Regions from separate parts of the Homo sapiens genome. Here region 2 is linked to region 1. The links are chromatin loops, found by intact Hi-C in ENCODE. Cell type or tissue: PC-3. All regions are shown on one strand. Region 1 overlaps OSBPL1A (oxysterol binding protein like 1A). Region 2 overlaps OSBPL1A (oxysterol binding protein like 1A).

Region 1 (8,000 bases):
TGTCCACCACCATGCCTGGCTAATTTTTTTGTATTTTTAGTAGAGATGGGGTTTTACTATGTTGGCCAGGCTGGTCTTGAACCTGACCTCGTGATCTGCCCACCTCAGCCTCCCAAAGTGCTGGGATTATAGGTGTGAGCCACTGTGCCCAGCCGACAATGTATTTTAATACCGACATTTTATCTAGTGAACAAAATCTATACTATTCAACATTTAAAAGAGAAATTTTACCTTTTATCTTGAATGTAGCCTTCAACTTTGTGTAATTCCTTACCAAAAAGGCCACATGGCTTAAAATTCAACACACATTTGTCCCCAGTCCTATAAAGAAAATACTAAGTTCAGATTATCATTTATTAGCAAAGCAGCAGTAGAGAAAAATAACTGTGATCACTTTTCTAGCAGCAGCTACTGTTTATGGATTTTCTCTGTGTGCCAGGCTCCATACTAAAGTGATAATGATTAATCCTCAATTGGTAATCTTCCCACCATAAAGAAAAGGTATGTGAGGGGCAGAAAGAATACATGACTTGCCTAAGGTCACAAAGTAGAATGGGAGCCCAGCTCTTTCTAGTAACTCCTATGCCCTGTCTCCCTGGCCCCCACTAAACAAAGGAAGCAAAATGAGCTGAGATTGGAATTAAGGTTCACAGAAGCTGGGTAAGCTGGGTTCACCCAGTCTTCCTTAATCAGAGACTTTAATGAACCCTCTTTATTAAATAAATGGGCTTCTAGTCATTCAAGAGTTAGTTATATTGCCTGATCCTTTTTTTTTTTTTTTGAGATGGAGTCTTGCTCTGTCATCCAGGCTAAAGTGCAGTGGCGCTATCTCGGCTCACTGCAACCTCCGCCTCCTGGGTTCAAGCAATTCTCCTGCCTCAGCCTCCTGAGTAGCTGGGATTACAGGCACCCGCCACCGTGCCCGGCTAATTTTTGTATTTTTAGTAGAGACGGGGTTTCACCATCTTGGCCAGGCTGGTCTCGAACTCCTGACCTCGTGATCCACCCGCCTCGGCCTCCCAAAGTGCTAGGATTACAGGCGTGAGCCACCGCGCCCAGATATATTGCATGATTCTTAAATTTTCATCAGCCTGTTCTAGAGCTTTTCTTTAAAAACAAACAAAACAAAAAAACTGATGTCCACTAAAACTGCTTGATGAAAACTGAAGGAATGGACGAAGTACCCAAGGTGCCTTACTTGTGGTTTATAATTTCCACATTGCCATACTGTTCGATCCACAGTTTACCCACAATGATATTATGCACACAGCAGGTGGGATTTGTCCATGTATATGCCTCATTGTGTCTAAAAAACAAAACCAAACCCAGAAGCATAAGTGAGAGGTATCACTTTGTTTAAAAAGTACACTTGTTCCAAATGCCATTACTCAGAATAACAAACCAGGCTGCTTGAGATAACTACGTTCTAAGCCTTTAAAAATTCTATTGATGTTAACTCACCATAAAATTGGGATCATTTGCCCATTCTTGTTTCTTAAAAGGGAGTAACAGCTTAAGAAAAAATTCTATACTTCCACCAAACTCCAAATAAACTACGTACATAATCATTTTAAGCATTCAAAAGTGTCATGAAACATTAAAAAAAGCTAAAGTAGAGACACAAAATAAAAAGTCTATTTAGCACTTTCTAGAGAAAGTACCCTCCAGCTCACCAAAGGAAAAAAACTCATCTATGTGAATAAACTCTGATTTTATAATCCTATATATCCAGAGGAATAGAAATCATTCTACCATAAAGATACATGCACGGGAATGTTCACTGCAGCACTGTTCACAACAGCAAAGACATGGAATCAACCTAAATGCCCATCAATGATAGATTGGATAAAGCAAACGTGGCACACATACACCATGGAATACTATGAAGCCATAAAAAAGAACAAGATCATGTCTTTTCTGGGAATATGGAGGAGCTGGAGTCCATTATTCTTAGCAAACTAACGCAGGAACAGAAAACCAAATACCACATGTTCTCATTTATAAGTGGGAGCTGAATGATGTGAACTCATGAACACAAAGAAGGGATGAATAGACACTGGGGCCTACCTCAGGATGGAGGTTTGGAGGAGGGAGAGGATCAGAAAAAATAAGTATTGGGTACTACGCTTAGTACCTGGGTGACGAAACAAACCCGCATGACAACAGTTTACCAACAGAACAAACCTGCACATGTACCCCCAAACCTAAAATAAAAGTTAAAAAAAAAGTTTTATTTTACTTTTTATTTTTTTTGAGACAGAGTCTCGCTGTGTCACCCAGGCTGGAATGCAGTGGCGTGATCTCGGCTCATTGCAACCTTCACCTCCCGGGTTCAAGTGATTCTCGGGCCTCAGCCTCCCGAGGAGCTGGGACTACAGGCACGTGCCACCATGCCCGGCTAATTTTTGTATTTTTAGTAGAGATGGGTTTTTGCCATATTGGCCAGGCTGGTCTCGAACTCCTGACCTCAGGTGATCCACCCGCCTTGGCCTCCCAAAGTGCTGGGATTACAGGCGTGAGCCACCGCTGCACCTTCATATATTTGTCCTTAGATATGTGTCTTTTAATTTACATAAGGTAAAATTCATTTTTGTTGGTACTCAGGTTTATGCTTGCACAGATCTGTGTAACCACCACCAACACAATCAGGATCCTAAACAACTCCTCCACCCACAAACACTTTGTTCATACTTCTCCTGGTAGTCAAACCTTTCTCCACTCCTAATCCCTGGATCTCCAACTCACTCCTTATCCCCAACAACTGATCTGTTCTCCATTGCAATAGTTTTTCCTTTTCCAGACGTCATATAAATGTAGATTACCTTTTGAGATTAGCATCTTCAATTTGTATAATGCACCTGAAATTCATCTGTGTTGTTCTACGTATCAGTCTTTGTGCTGAGTAGGATTCCGCTGTATGGATATGCCACAGTTTGTGTGACCATTCACCCACTGAAGGGCATGTGGGCTGTTTTCAGTTTTTGGTGATGATGAATAATGCTACTGTAAACATTTGTATACAGGTTTTGGGATGAACGTAAGTTTCCATTTCTCTAAGGCAAATACCTAGGTGTGATATTGCTGAGTCATGTGGTAAACATAAGGTTAACTGGATGAGAAACTGCCAAACTGTTCTCCAGGGTGGCTCTACCATTTTACATTCCAACACCAACAATACACAGGTTGAGCATTCCAAATTCAAAACTTGGACATCTGAAATGCTCCAAAGTCTGAAACTTTTTGAGCACTGACATGACACTCAAAGGAAATGGTCACTGGAGTATTTCAGATTTTGGAATTTTGGATTTGAGATGCTAAACCAGTAGGTATATTGCAAATATTACAAAATCTGAAAATATTCAAAATCCAAAACACTTTTGGTATATTTTAAAAAACGGATACTCAACCTGTATGAGATTTCTAGCTCCTCCACATCCTTGTCAGCACTTGGTATTGTCAATGTTTACAATTATTTTGATTTTAGACATTGTAATAGGTATAAATATAAATTGTAATAGGTATAAATAGGATAGCTCATTGTGGTTTTAACTCTGCAGTTCTCTAATAACTGATGCTGTTGAACATCTTTTTAAATTTTTATTTATTTTTTTTTAGAGATGAGGTCTTATTCTACTACCTAGGATGGAGTGCAGTGGTGGATCATAGCTCACTGCAGCCTCGAACTCCTCGGCTCAAGTGACCCTCCTGCCTTAGCTTCCCTAGTAGCTATGACTACAGGCATGTGTCCCCATGCCTGGCTAAATTTATTTTACTTTATTTTTTTAGAGACGGATTTTCACTATGTTGCCTAGGCTGGTCTTGAACTCTTGGCCTCAAGCAATCCTCCTGCCTCAGCCTCCTAAGTAACTGGAATTATAGGTGTGAGCCACTGCAATCAGCTGACTTCATGTGCTTATTTGCCATGTGTATGTATATATATATATATATATATATATATACACATATATATATATATATGAAGTATCTATTCATTTTTTATTGTTCTTTTTTGTTGTTGTTGTTCCAGAGACAGGGTTTCACTCTGTTGCCCAGGCTGGAATACAATGGCGCAATCATGGCTCACTGCAGCCTCGAACTCCTGGGCTTGAGAGATCCTCCCACCTGAGCCTCCCAAGCAACTGGGACTATAGGTGCATGTCACCAAACCTGGCTATTTTTAAAATCTTTTACTAGAGACAAGGATCCCACTATGTTGCCCAGGCTGGTCTCTAACTCCTGGGCTCAAGTGATCCTCCCACTTCAGCCTCCCAAAGTGCTGGGATTACAGGCATGAGTCACTGCGCCTGACCTTATCATTTCTTACTGTTGAGTTTTAAGAATTCTTTATATATTGTGGCTACAAGTCCTTTGTTGGCTATATGATTTGCAAATAATTTTTACTATTCTATAGTTTATCTTTTCATTCTCTGAACAGTATCTTTCGATATAAGGTTTTTAATTTAATAACATCTAATTTATCACTTTTTGTCTTTTATGGGTTATAATTTTGGTATCATATCCATAAGAGTTCTTTGCCTAATCCAAAGTTGTAAGAGTTTCTCCTATGTTTTCTTCCAAAACCCTTAGTTTTACATTTTACGTAAATGATCTATTTTGAGCTGATTTTTGTAAAAGGCGTGAGGTCTAGTTTGAGGTTCATTTTTTAACATATAGATGTCCAACTGTCTCCATAGCACAGATGGTTGTCTGTGGAAAGGACTATTCTTCTTAGCTGTATTGCCTTTGCAGCTTTGTCAAAAATCAACTGACCACATTTCTGCGGGTCAATTTCTGGATTCCCTTCCCCGTCGCATTAATCTATACTTTGTCTATAGTTTGGCCACCACCACACTGTCTTGATTACAACAGCTTTAGCATTAAGCCTTAAAATTGGGTAGTGGGAGTCCATCAATTCTGTTCTTCCTTTTCAAAATTATTTTGGCTGTTCTGTCATTTGCCTTTCCATACAAACTTAGAATTCGTAAGTTAGAATCAACTTCTCTGTATCTATTAAAAATCATCTTGGGATTTTGATTTGGACTGTGCTCATACAGACTGCTTATAGATCAGTGAGGGGTGAACTGACATCTTAACTATAATTGAGGCTTCCAAATATATCGAGACAGTGTGTCTCTGCATTACTGAGGTAATTCTTGATTACTTTCAACAGTATCTTGTAGTTTTCAACATACACATCCTTTACATATTTTGACATTTGCATTCTGCCATTGAGCCTATCCCAGTTATTATATTCTATTACTATATTTTTAGTACTAAAATTTCCAAAAATACTTCTATTTTTTTTTTTTGGCTAAAATGTCTTTTTCTATTTTAGTTTGTTGAGATTTTCCTGTTGCTTGGTATGCTGAATGATTTTGGATTGTATTCTGCACACCTGAATATTGTAAGACTCTGTCCTCTTAACCTCTTCTGGAGAATACTGATAAAAATTTTTTTTAGTAGGCAATTAACAGAGTTTCAGGCCAGAAGTCCTGACTCTCCTCCTGTGAGCTTTCATTCCAGTGTCAGTTTAATTTTCAAAGCCTCTGTAGTGCTGCTCAGATCCACCCCTCAATAGCCATCCAGGGACCTGGCTCTCAGGCCACACAGCATTTCAGATCCTGAGGCCCTTGTGTACCCTTCTGGGTCATTTCAATGCATGTGTGTAGGGATGAGCGTAGGAACTCATAATGCAGCTTCAGGGGACCCCTTTCTTGAGCTCCCTCCTCTTTGTGGTTTCCCCAACACTCTTAGACACCAGGGGGCGCTTTCTCTCCCCTCCGGCTGGCAAGCTGGGGTTTGAGCCTCTCTGCTCTGTCTTGTATCTCCCACAACTAGGTCTTCTTCTGGGGCAAAGGGGTAAAAGAAAAGAAAGAAAAACAAGTAACAGGAATTCTCTCACACTCTTTGAACCCCAGGGGTTCCTTTACTCAGTTTCTCTGGCCAAAGAGAAGGACTCTGAGGTACGTGTGTGATTGCCACAGCCACCATCGCAGCAGGAGTGTAGCTACAGACCCTAGTGCTTGCTTTGGGGCAAGGCTGTGAGACAAAATTAAAACAGGATTTCCCCTATTCTCTACTTCCTGCAAGGGTATCTTTCTAGGTCCTTTAATTAGAAAGAAAGAATTACTCTCAGAACTTTTTCGGTCGGCCTCTAATCCCCAGTTCTGCAATTTGCTGCTCTGATTCTGAGCCAGATTTGGGAGAAATATATAAAACCAGTAAACTCACTGCCATATTGGTGTTCAGGTTTTGATTTCTCTCCCCAGTCTGCCTGCTACTATCTACTTTTCAGAGTCTTTGGGTTGTTGCTTTGTCTTCTGTCCGGGGTATCTAGTTGTAATCAGTGTTAAAGAGATAGGGTATCGTATGCTTATTCTCTCCTAACTGGAATTAATTGTGGATTTAAAGCTAATCTTACAAAAGAAGAGAACTCCCAATTTATCTAACGCCTAACATGTGCCACACAATTGTCATTTCATTATTTCTCAGAGTGAATTCATTTTGAAAGATCTGTAAACAAAACATTGGCACAAGGATATAAAAAAGCATGTTTCATAAGAACTGTCATGAAGCAATTAACTCCATCGATCTTAAAATAGATCCAAACACCAGAGTCAAAAATCAAGTTAAACTATTTACACATACCCAGATTAATTAGCAATGGCTACTGCCATGTTTCTCAAATTCTTTTACATAGACGTAGACAGTTTGCACTGTATGAAAGCTGTTTCTTTTTCTCCAGCTTTTGAACAGTAAGGTCAGCTGAGTGTGCATGTCTACACTTACAGGCAGGTCTACATGAAAAGAGTGTAATGGCTTGATCAGAACTCACTCAAGGAGCTCCAAGGTGATGGTTCCTTTGGGTTCTGCTTCTACACTCTTCCCCCAGAATTTCAGTTTGGGATAGATAGAGCCATGAAAGATGAAGTCATTGTTTAATCCTTCAGCATGAAATGCACTGATTGGTGGGTGATGGCTGACCTGTTCGGAGATGAGTCTAAATCCAAGGTCATCTCTTAAGATTTAAAAAAAAAAAAAAAGAAAAAAAAAAGCAACATTATAATTAACTCTATCATTAAACATGTACATAATTGCCCTTTCAAAGTAAACAATTCTTTTGTTGTTGTTGTTGAGACAAAATCTTGCTCTGTCGCTCAGGCTGGAGCAGTGGCGTGATCTTGGCTCACTGCAACCCCTGCCTCCCAGGTTCAAGCACTTCTCCTCCCTCAGCCTCTCGACTAATTGGGATTACAGGCATGCACCACCACACCTGGCTAATTTTTGTATTTTTAGTAGAGACGGGGGTTTCATCATGTTGGCCAGGTTGGTTTCGAACTCCTGACCTCGTGATCAACCCACCTCAGCCTCCCAAAGTGCTGGGATTACAGGCATGAGCCACCATGCCCGGCCAACAATTCTTTATTCTCATTGCAATGAAACAACTTCATATATGAGAAATTATACAAATGCAACCCAAACCACCAAATCCAATGTTGTAATGCTAGCTACTTGAACAAATTAAAACAAAGAACACCCAGATGAATTTGAATGATTTGCATGAAAAAATATTAGTCATGTAAATTTAAAACACATCATTCCTTTTACATTAGAGAAATCTAGTGTGTCCACTTTCAAACATCTAGGGAATAAATGAGATCAAAACTTGTGCAGAGAAGAGGAGGAACGCATAGAAAAACTAAAGCCAAATAAAGTCCCTTAATCATATATAAACAAGACACAGGCTAGCTCAAGCAAACAGAACTGCACTTACAGATGCAGTCATTGGCTTCATGCAAACAATATATACTTATGCTAATATATTTTATTTATATTTTTTAATAAAGAGATATTTTTATAAGAGGGCCTCACTGTTGCCCAGGCTGGAGCGCAGTGGCTAATGATGGGTGCAAGCCCACCACTGACCAGCACAGGAGTTTTGACCTGCGTCCATTTCTGACCTCCCTCTCCTGGGAGGTCACCATATTCATGCCAAACTT
Region 2 (8,000 bases), 57 kb after region 1:
CAAGACCTGCATCAGGGATGATAACAGCCATCTTGGGGTGGGGGTGGTTCCACTCCAACATTTTGAAGTTTGTTTCACTTGAGAAAAAAAATGTAAAAAATCAAAATAATTTCGTCTGTACTGGTATTATTTAAGACACAGTATTAGTTTATGATTTAGAAGTCATGAAAATCATAAAGCAATGAAGCAAAATACCTCAAGCATTTATGCACAGGATTGTGTGTTTGCAATTTAAGAGACATCAATCATAAGGCAGGGACTTACCCACCTAAAAAGAATTTTTTTTAGCAAAAGCAGACATAAACATTAAACACGGAACAGTAAGAGCTTCTATGAAGCAAAGACGGACTTCGCAGAACAAGATTTCAACTCAGTGACTACATAAAGATCTACGACCCACAAACTCATCAGTCACACTGAGAACCCCTGCGTGGGACCACTGCACTGACCCCTAGGGATGCTCCATCAGATGACAGTGCAGACCCTGTCCTCTGTGATTAGCAGCCCGACTCACCCCCTCTGTGCCCCCTCTTTGTCCTTACTCTTCTCCCTGTCTCCCTGTGCCTCCACCTCTTTCTTCCCCCTCCCCTCACCCCCCTCCTTACTCCTCCTCTATACTTTGCTCTCAAACCTCTCGCTATAATATAGTCAGGCTATCCCCACCCTTCCCCTAAAGGGCTCTAAGAAAGGTCGCTAATTACTTCCACATTGCAAAGTACAATGGTCATTTTTCAATTCTTATTTTGACTCATCCACCACATCTGATGCTGCTGAATTCATTCCTCCCTTCCTCATATCTTGCAAGGCCTGTGAAGTGAAGGAAGCATAAGATCTGGTCCCTGCGCATGGCCCAGCAGCGGGGAAGTGTTTTGTGAACAAACGAGTTCAGTAGATTTCTCTAGGTGATCACAGGAGTCTGAATGGGGGCAGCGGGCTACAAAGGAGGCATCAGTCAACTTTACAGAGTGGAGAATGTTGTATCAGGAAAGAACTGTGGCTGATGATTGAGCTGCGTTCGCTGACAAGGAGTAAGAGTGGGGATGAGGACAGTTACAATACAGGAGCTGTCCCAAGCAATAAGAACACCATGGCCAACACAGCGAGGAATGCACTGTGCAGTGAGATGGCAGTGGAAGGCACAGAACGGGCAGACATGAGACTGTGAGTCAGTCTTAAAGCTGACTACATAGGATAAATAAAAAGCAAACACAGGCTGGGCGCGGTGGCTCACACCTGTAATCCCAGCACTTGGGGAGGCTGAGGTGGGTGTATCACTTGAGGTCAGGAGTTCAAGACCAGACTGGCCAACATGATGAAACCCTATCTCTACCAAAAATACAAAAATTAGCCCGGCATAGTGGCACTCCCCTGCAATCCCAGTTACTCGGAAGGCTGAGGCAGGAAGAACTGCTTGAACCCAGGAGGTGGAGGTTGCAGTGAGCTAAGATTGAACCACTGTACTCCAGCCTGGGAGAGACAGCGAGACTCTGTCTCAAAAGAAAAAGGTAGGTAGCGGGAAGAAATATAAAATGAAGCTAGGGATGAGGTAGTCTCCCGATACATGTCATGAGGTTCTGTATACTCACTAGAGAGGAATCATAAACTCTGAGCTTTGTAGTTTCAAAGGCAAAGAAGTAAACATCAATTACATGATTTACAGTGCCTGTGAAATAAAAACTAGTTGCTTAAAAGCCAAAGCTCAGTGATTTCTAGTGCAATGAATAGAGAGATGTGGAATGTATACTGTGTGAAATAGTTTGGGCTTACTCTGTCAGTAACAGAGAACCATTCTTGAGAGATTATACCTTCAAAGCCTTGGTCACACCAATCTATCGCTAGTACAGCATCGTTTCATGTGGAGACTCATGGTTCTATAGATATTTCAGTTTAAACATGTTTAGCTCAATACCAAAGAGGGCATAGCCACTGTGGAGGTTGCTGATGAAAGTCAAAGCCTATCCATAGAAGTTATTTTCAAGTCTCCCTGTAAAACAAATCAGTGCTACATCTTGGTATCTATGAAGTGATAAATCAATCTTTTTTTTTTTTTGGCTTTTTTTTGAGACGAAGCCTCGCTCTGTCACCCAGGCTGGAGTGCAGTGGCACGATCTCGGCTCACTGCAACCTCTGCCTCCCTCACGCAAGTGATTCTTGTGCCCCAGCCTCCCAAGTACCTGGGACTATAAGCGCGCGCCACCATGCCCGGCTAATTTTTGTATTTTTAGTAGTGACAGGTTTCACCATGTTGGCCAGGCTGGTCTTGAACTCCTGGCCTCAGGTGATCCGCCCACCTCGGCCTCCCAAAGTGCTGGGATTACAGGCATGGGCCACCACGCCCCACCAATAATTCAATCATAAAATTCTGGGTTCTTCAATGTTCCCCCACATATAAACATCAAAATGTTAGTGGGTAATATATTAATGCCTTAGTAGAAAGCATGAAGGGAAGAGGTGCATCCTGCCTCCCATGTGCTGGTTGCAGTGCTCTCTTGCAGTAGGGTTAGGCCACGACACTCAGGCTTTCAGGACAAACAAGGAGAGGGAGGAGGGAGGAATGGGGAGTTGGTAGTTAATGGGGATGGAGTTTCAGTTTGGGATGACAAAAAAGTTCTGGAGAGAGATGGTGGTGATGGTTGCATAGGAAAGTAAAGGTTCTTAATCCCACTGCATTGTACACTCAAAAAGGGTCACGTTGGAAAGTTTATGTTATGTATATTTTACAATAAAAACAACAACAAACAAACAAAAACCAGGCAAACACACAAAAACCTGTCCCTAAAAGCCAATGAGCTAGCTATCATGTTGGATGCATGGACTATATTCTGGTCTGGTTAACTCTTACCTCATTGCCAGGAAAACTGGTTGATTTTTCTAGAGCCATATTTTTTTAATGCAGCAGAAGGAAGGTATTTTTACAATATACATAGCTAGACTTCAGACAATGGCAGCCTGTCGTTATTCTTTTTATTTCCCACTCCATTTTCTCCTTAATAAACATATACGTTTCTATAACAGGCAAAACCACTCAAAAATTTTAGGAAACTTCTGACCCCTGAAAAACAGCATAAAAGATTTATGAAATAGCCCTACATTATTTACTGAACTTTTGATGAGCACTTAGGAAAATCTGTGCAGCCCTGAGTAATGACGGGAAATGGAATACTCTTGATAAGCACTTATTTGTGGGTGTGTTTACTCCCATCTAGTTCCAAAAGGATTCAGGTGACTCAGTCGATGATTATATTTTATAGGGAAACCATCAAGCCACGTGCAGTGGTGTGCACCTGTAGTCACAGCTGCTCGGCAGGCTGAGGTGGAGGATCACTTAAGCCCAGGAGTTTGAGACTGGGCAACAGAGCGAGACCCTGTCTCTCAAAAACATTAAGAAGTGTCAGAATAACACCTTGAAAAACATATATTTTACAAGATAAAATGCTCTAGTTTACAGAAGCATTGAAGGTGGACAGAATCTTTACCTGATTAGTTCCTCAATTAAAACAGCAGTATTAATAGAATTAAAATGTAAAATCTCACAAAGTTTGCTTTAATGTTATGGGTCGACAATGGCCCAGATCTTTAAAGTTCTTTTTGTTTGTTTGTTTTGAAACAGACTCTTGCTCTGGCACCCAGTCTGGAGTGCAGTGGCGTGATCTCAGTTCACTGCAACCTCCGCCTCCTGGATTCAAGCAACTCTCCTGCCTCAGCCTCCCTAGTAGCTGGGATTACAGGCGCCCACCACCACGCCCAGCATTTTTGTATTTTAGTAGAGATGGGGTTTCACCATGTTGGCCAGGCTGGTCTTGAACTCCGGACCTCAAGTGATCCACCCACTTTGGCCTCAAAGTGCTAGGATTACAGGTGTAAGCCACTGCACCTGCTTTAAGATCTTTAAAGTTCTGTCCATGTTAGAACTCAGAATTATTTTAAACACATTCAGATTGAACACAGTCTCCTTTCTCATCAAAATAGCATGGAAGCCAATGAATGGCTATTGCCGGCTTATGGTGACTTTAACTTTACTCTAGAATTAAGATCCTGACCGCTATGCTCCTTTTTGTAATTGAGTGAGAGAACTTTCCAAGAGTTGATTTGTTAATTTTTCCTACTATTAAAAGGCTGAAAGAAGAGGCCATAAAGTTCACAATATAAACATGCCAACAATTCTTGTAAGTTATCCTGATAAGCACTTTTTTATCCTGACCTTTGGAAACCAGCCTGAGAACAAATAGTACACAAAGCAGCAAGATGGGGAAGAACTGTGGATAATGTCCAAGTCACCCTTCCTCCTGTTACTGAAGGTAACAGAAAACAGCCAGGAAACGCACACATGCTTAATTTAATACCTTTATTGTTTACGGTTTCCCACGTACCAGGCATGTTCTGAAAATGTCCAAAGCAACCCAAGGTACAGCTTAAAATATCAGTGCCAAATTTTTATTTAGCCTTGAGGTACAACTGCATAAACTCAGAAATAGCACAGTAAATATGAAGAACACAAAGAAAGTAAACACAACCTAACATATTTAAAGTGAATCATAAACTGAAAACCGGGATGAGTCCAGAGGGGGCTGCCAAGAGACTGCTGCAATAATTTACTAAGGAAGTGACAAAAGCTTGAAACAGATTCTTGGCAGCAAGCAACAAGAGTCGGAGACATTCTAGACAGATCCTCTCTGAATGATGTCCAAGGTCAAAATTAGCCAAATGGTAGGGTATTGCTTGTGACAGAGTTTCTTAAAAGTACCGGCTCATCCCCAAGCAACTAAATCTACTACTGTTTTCTACAATTTGTAACATCTGCACATGTAATGGAACATGAGGAGTTATACAAACCGTAGTGTGTGGGCTACTGGAAATCTTACGTGGATCTATTTTGGGCTACCAAATCCAGAGCTTCCCAATTTGTCTTGTTTCTCAACATTATTTTTAGGAAGGTCACATTATGCATTAACTCTACAAAGAAAACAATTCTAGAACTAAAGGCCAGTTGCAGAATAATCCATAGTTAGAAAACAAAGTATTTTCATGTGACTTCGATGTAATAAGTCAACATTTACTAAGTACCTACCACACATCAGGTAAAGTGCAAGTTGCTGAAGCAGTTTGGAAAGATGAATGATATGGCTGGTGCCCTCCAAGTGTTCAAGATTTAAAAGATGTACTCTTACATCTGCTGAGAAATGCTAAAACTGGTTTCAGTTTCATGATATAACTATCTATTGGTTTTGCCCATCTACGCTATCGGATTTTATGCATTATTCATGCACATTTCAACCAAAATAGCATTAAGGGGAACGCTTAGCAAGAAAGCCTTTCTAGAGCAACTGATCTCAACATGTTTCTCAAAAGGAAAATGAACACACAGTAAGAAAAGTAATGCGTTCTGAACCTACAATATTCAAAGAGCAGGAATTTTCCGTGAAACTGCTCTCAGACTAGTTACTAAAGAAAAACCACCATGAAATTAGTTATTTAACCAGTAATAAGTGTTTCAAAAACAACTCCTTAGAAGATTATGAGAGATTCCTAAAGTCATGTACCTTTAGTTTTCTCTCCTTTAACTAATTTTCATCTGCCCCCTCCCTGGTAGCAGTATCCTATCTCCAACTTTACTGTAAACCCCTTGGGAACAAATGTCATTTTCTAATATCAATACTATCTCATCCCTCCTTCCTCCTTTGCTACCCATCCCTACTCTCCCCTGCAGAATCCAAAGTGGTGAATATAGATGCATAAAATCACCATGCATTCCTGATTATCTTAGGCTCATTATTGAATAACAATATATTTTTAGGGAGGACAGAAACATCAATGACATTTCTTCAACAACCTGCATTCGACAAGCATTTAGAGAACTCTGATTCTGTGCTACGTACTTCAGGGATGTAAACAGATATGGTCCCTATTATATTTTTCTTTCTTTCTTTCTCTCTTTCTCTCTCTCTCTCTTTCTTTCTTTCAGACAGAGTCTCGCTCTGTTGCCCAGGATGGAGTGCAATGGCGCGATCTCGGCTCACTGCAACCTCCGCCTCCCAGGTTCAAGCTATTCTCCTGCCTCAGCCTCCCAAGTAGCTGGGATTACAAGCATGTGCCACCATGCCCGGATAAAGTCTTTTGTATTTTTAGTAGAGGCAGGGTTTCACAATGTTGGCCAGGCTGGTCTCAAAACTCCTGGCCTCAAGTGATCCACTCGCCTTGGCCTCCCAAAGTGCTGGAATTACAGGTGTGAGCCTCTGCGGGGTCCTATTATCTTACAAACAAAACACAAGGAGGCTATAAAAGAGATGTAAACTGAAGGAAACACAAAAAAAGAAACTAATTCTGCCCGGAGGAGTCAGGAAAGGCTACCCAGGAGAAGAGGTATTTGAGAGCCTTGGTGGACAAAGTAGCAAAAAGAAAAAACAACACTGATAGGGTAGAAATATATATGAATATATATGAAGAACCACTTTCTTCTTCTATAAAGCATTTCTATAAGCTTATTTGAAGAATACTTTATCCACAGTGGTTTCTCATGATATCTTTTTGTTTCAATGCGCATGAATGTCTAGCCCTTTTCCCAGGAAGTGTTCCCTTACAGCTATATCCGAAATTTCACTTGACATAACCATTTCATTCCTTAAACACACCCACTCCCACACCCACACACGCAATGAGGACAAAATGTGAGGCTTCATTAAATTTATCTCCTTTTAAATAAGTTTACACAATGGAATTTAATCAAATTTGTGGGGAAAAAAATCTGTGTGCTTTATGGAGTTTTATGAAATGTTTCGTCACTGAGCTTACTGGAAAAATAATTTTCTCAAGCGATCCCAGGGGGGACGCCAGGGGGCTGGAAAAATTCCTCTCTTACACTGCTGGCTCTGCACCAAGGCTTGCTTCACCCACCTTATGAGTAGATTTCCATTGATCTTGCTTATCTGAAAAAGCTTAAAGGGATATGATAAAGGGAAACAGGAAACCACATGGACTTTAGATCTAATGAAGTTATCCCTTTATTTTAAAGTAACACGAGTTAACAACTTTTTAAAAGATTAAACATTTAGTGAAAATATTTTTTAAATCTTTTAAGAAGAGTAAGTTGAAAAATCTTTTTTTTTCATACCTTCTCAATATCAGGATAGGCTTGATTTCATCTATCGTCATGATTTAGTTGTTAAAATTAAGCTTCAAATGAAGTGGAGGTTTGTATACTTTTCATTGCTCTTTACTAACTGTGCATCCAACTGCCTGACATCACTACTGCATCTGAGGCCTGGAGGAGGCACTGGTATAGTAAGTGGAGGGAACAAGGGGACAAAGTGAGTGTGAAGAGGCAGTAGGGTCTGGATCATGTCGAGAGCCTTGAAGGTCCGTGAAGGCATCTGAGTTTCATTTTAAGTGCAATGAGAAACCACTGAAAAATTCTAGGTGAGGGAATGCGATGATGTGATTGTCAACAAAGGATCACCATGGATGGTGTGTACGGGATGAACGTCAGCAGGCCAAGGCTGGAAGCACCAAGATCAGTTAAGAGGCTAGAGGAAAGTAGGTGCAGTGCGGGTCACCATAATGAGAGCTAATATCTGCTAGCCCCTTAGTGTGCCTGGCACTGTTTTAAGTACATTACAAATATGTATTAGTTAATTCTTTGCAATGATCCTATGACCCATTTGCAGATGAAGAAATGAGGCAGAGGAAAGTGAAGTAACTTTCCCAAGAGTAGGGGAATGGTAGAGCTTTGACTAAGCAAGAGCCTTCAGCTTGAGTACCTATACTTTTAACTGCTACCCTCCATTAGTAAAACACAGATGAATTCAAGATATGATTTGAAGGCAGAATGGCCAGGCCTCGATTCTATGTCTCATGGAAATGTCACGAATCACTCCTAGTTTCTGGCTTTAGGAGATGAAGAGGTGCCATTTACAAAAATGAGGCCAATTCCAGGAGAAATAGTATCTGGGAGGAAGAGCAAGCATTTGTTTTTTATACATAAAGCTGACAGCTGAATATGTAAG

Evidence for each region. Peaks named below come from ENCODE experiments on the same cell type or tissue, not always from the same donor. Only the 100,000 strongest peaks of a DNase experiment are listed, where the experiment ranks them.
Region 2: a loop joins it to region 1, with 2.6 times the contacts of the local background. A loop is called at or near these places in 5 of 110 quality-filtered maps.

Annotation. Positions count from the first base shown.
Region 1 is chr18:24,171,178-24,179,177 of GRCh38, forward strand. It overlaps OSBPL1A (oxysterol binding protein like 1A), which reads right to left. Exons shown (of 28, transcript NM_080597.4): 21 at 6,836-7,018; 22 at 1,199-1,306; 23 at 232-321. Among named protein-coding and RNA genes, the nearest start is that of CABYR, 36 kb to the left of the region's middle. In PC-3, a CTCF peak has its summit at 5,755 (motif pointing right); a DNase peak (open chromatin) is centred at 3,034; H3K27ac peaks cover 960 bases.
Region 2 is chr18:24,227,708-24,235,707 of GRCh38, forward strand. The region is part of intron 16 of OSBPL1A (oxysterol binding protein like 1A); the gene reads right to left. Among named protein-coding and RNA genes, the nearest start is that of MIR320C2, 90 kb to the right of the region's middle. RefSeq lists an enhancer at 5,922-6,531. In PC-3, no CTCF peak of the experiment used is centred here; DNase peaks (open chromatin) are centred at 754, 1,144, 3,214 and 4,524; H3K4me3 peaks cover 753 bases; H3K27ac peaks cover 4,657 bases.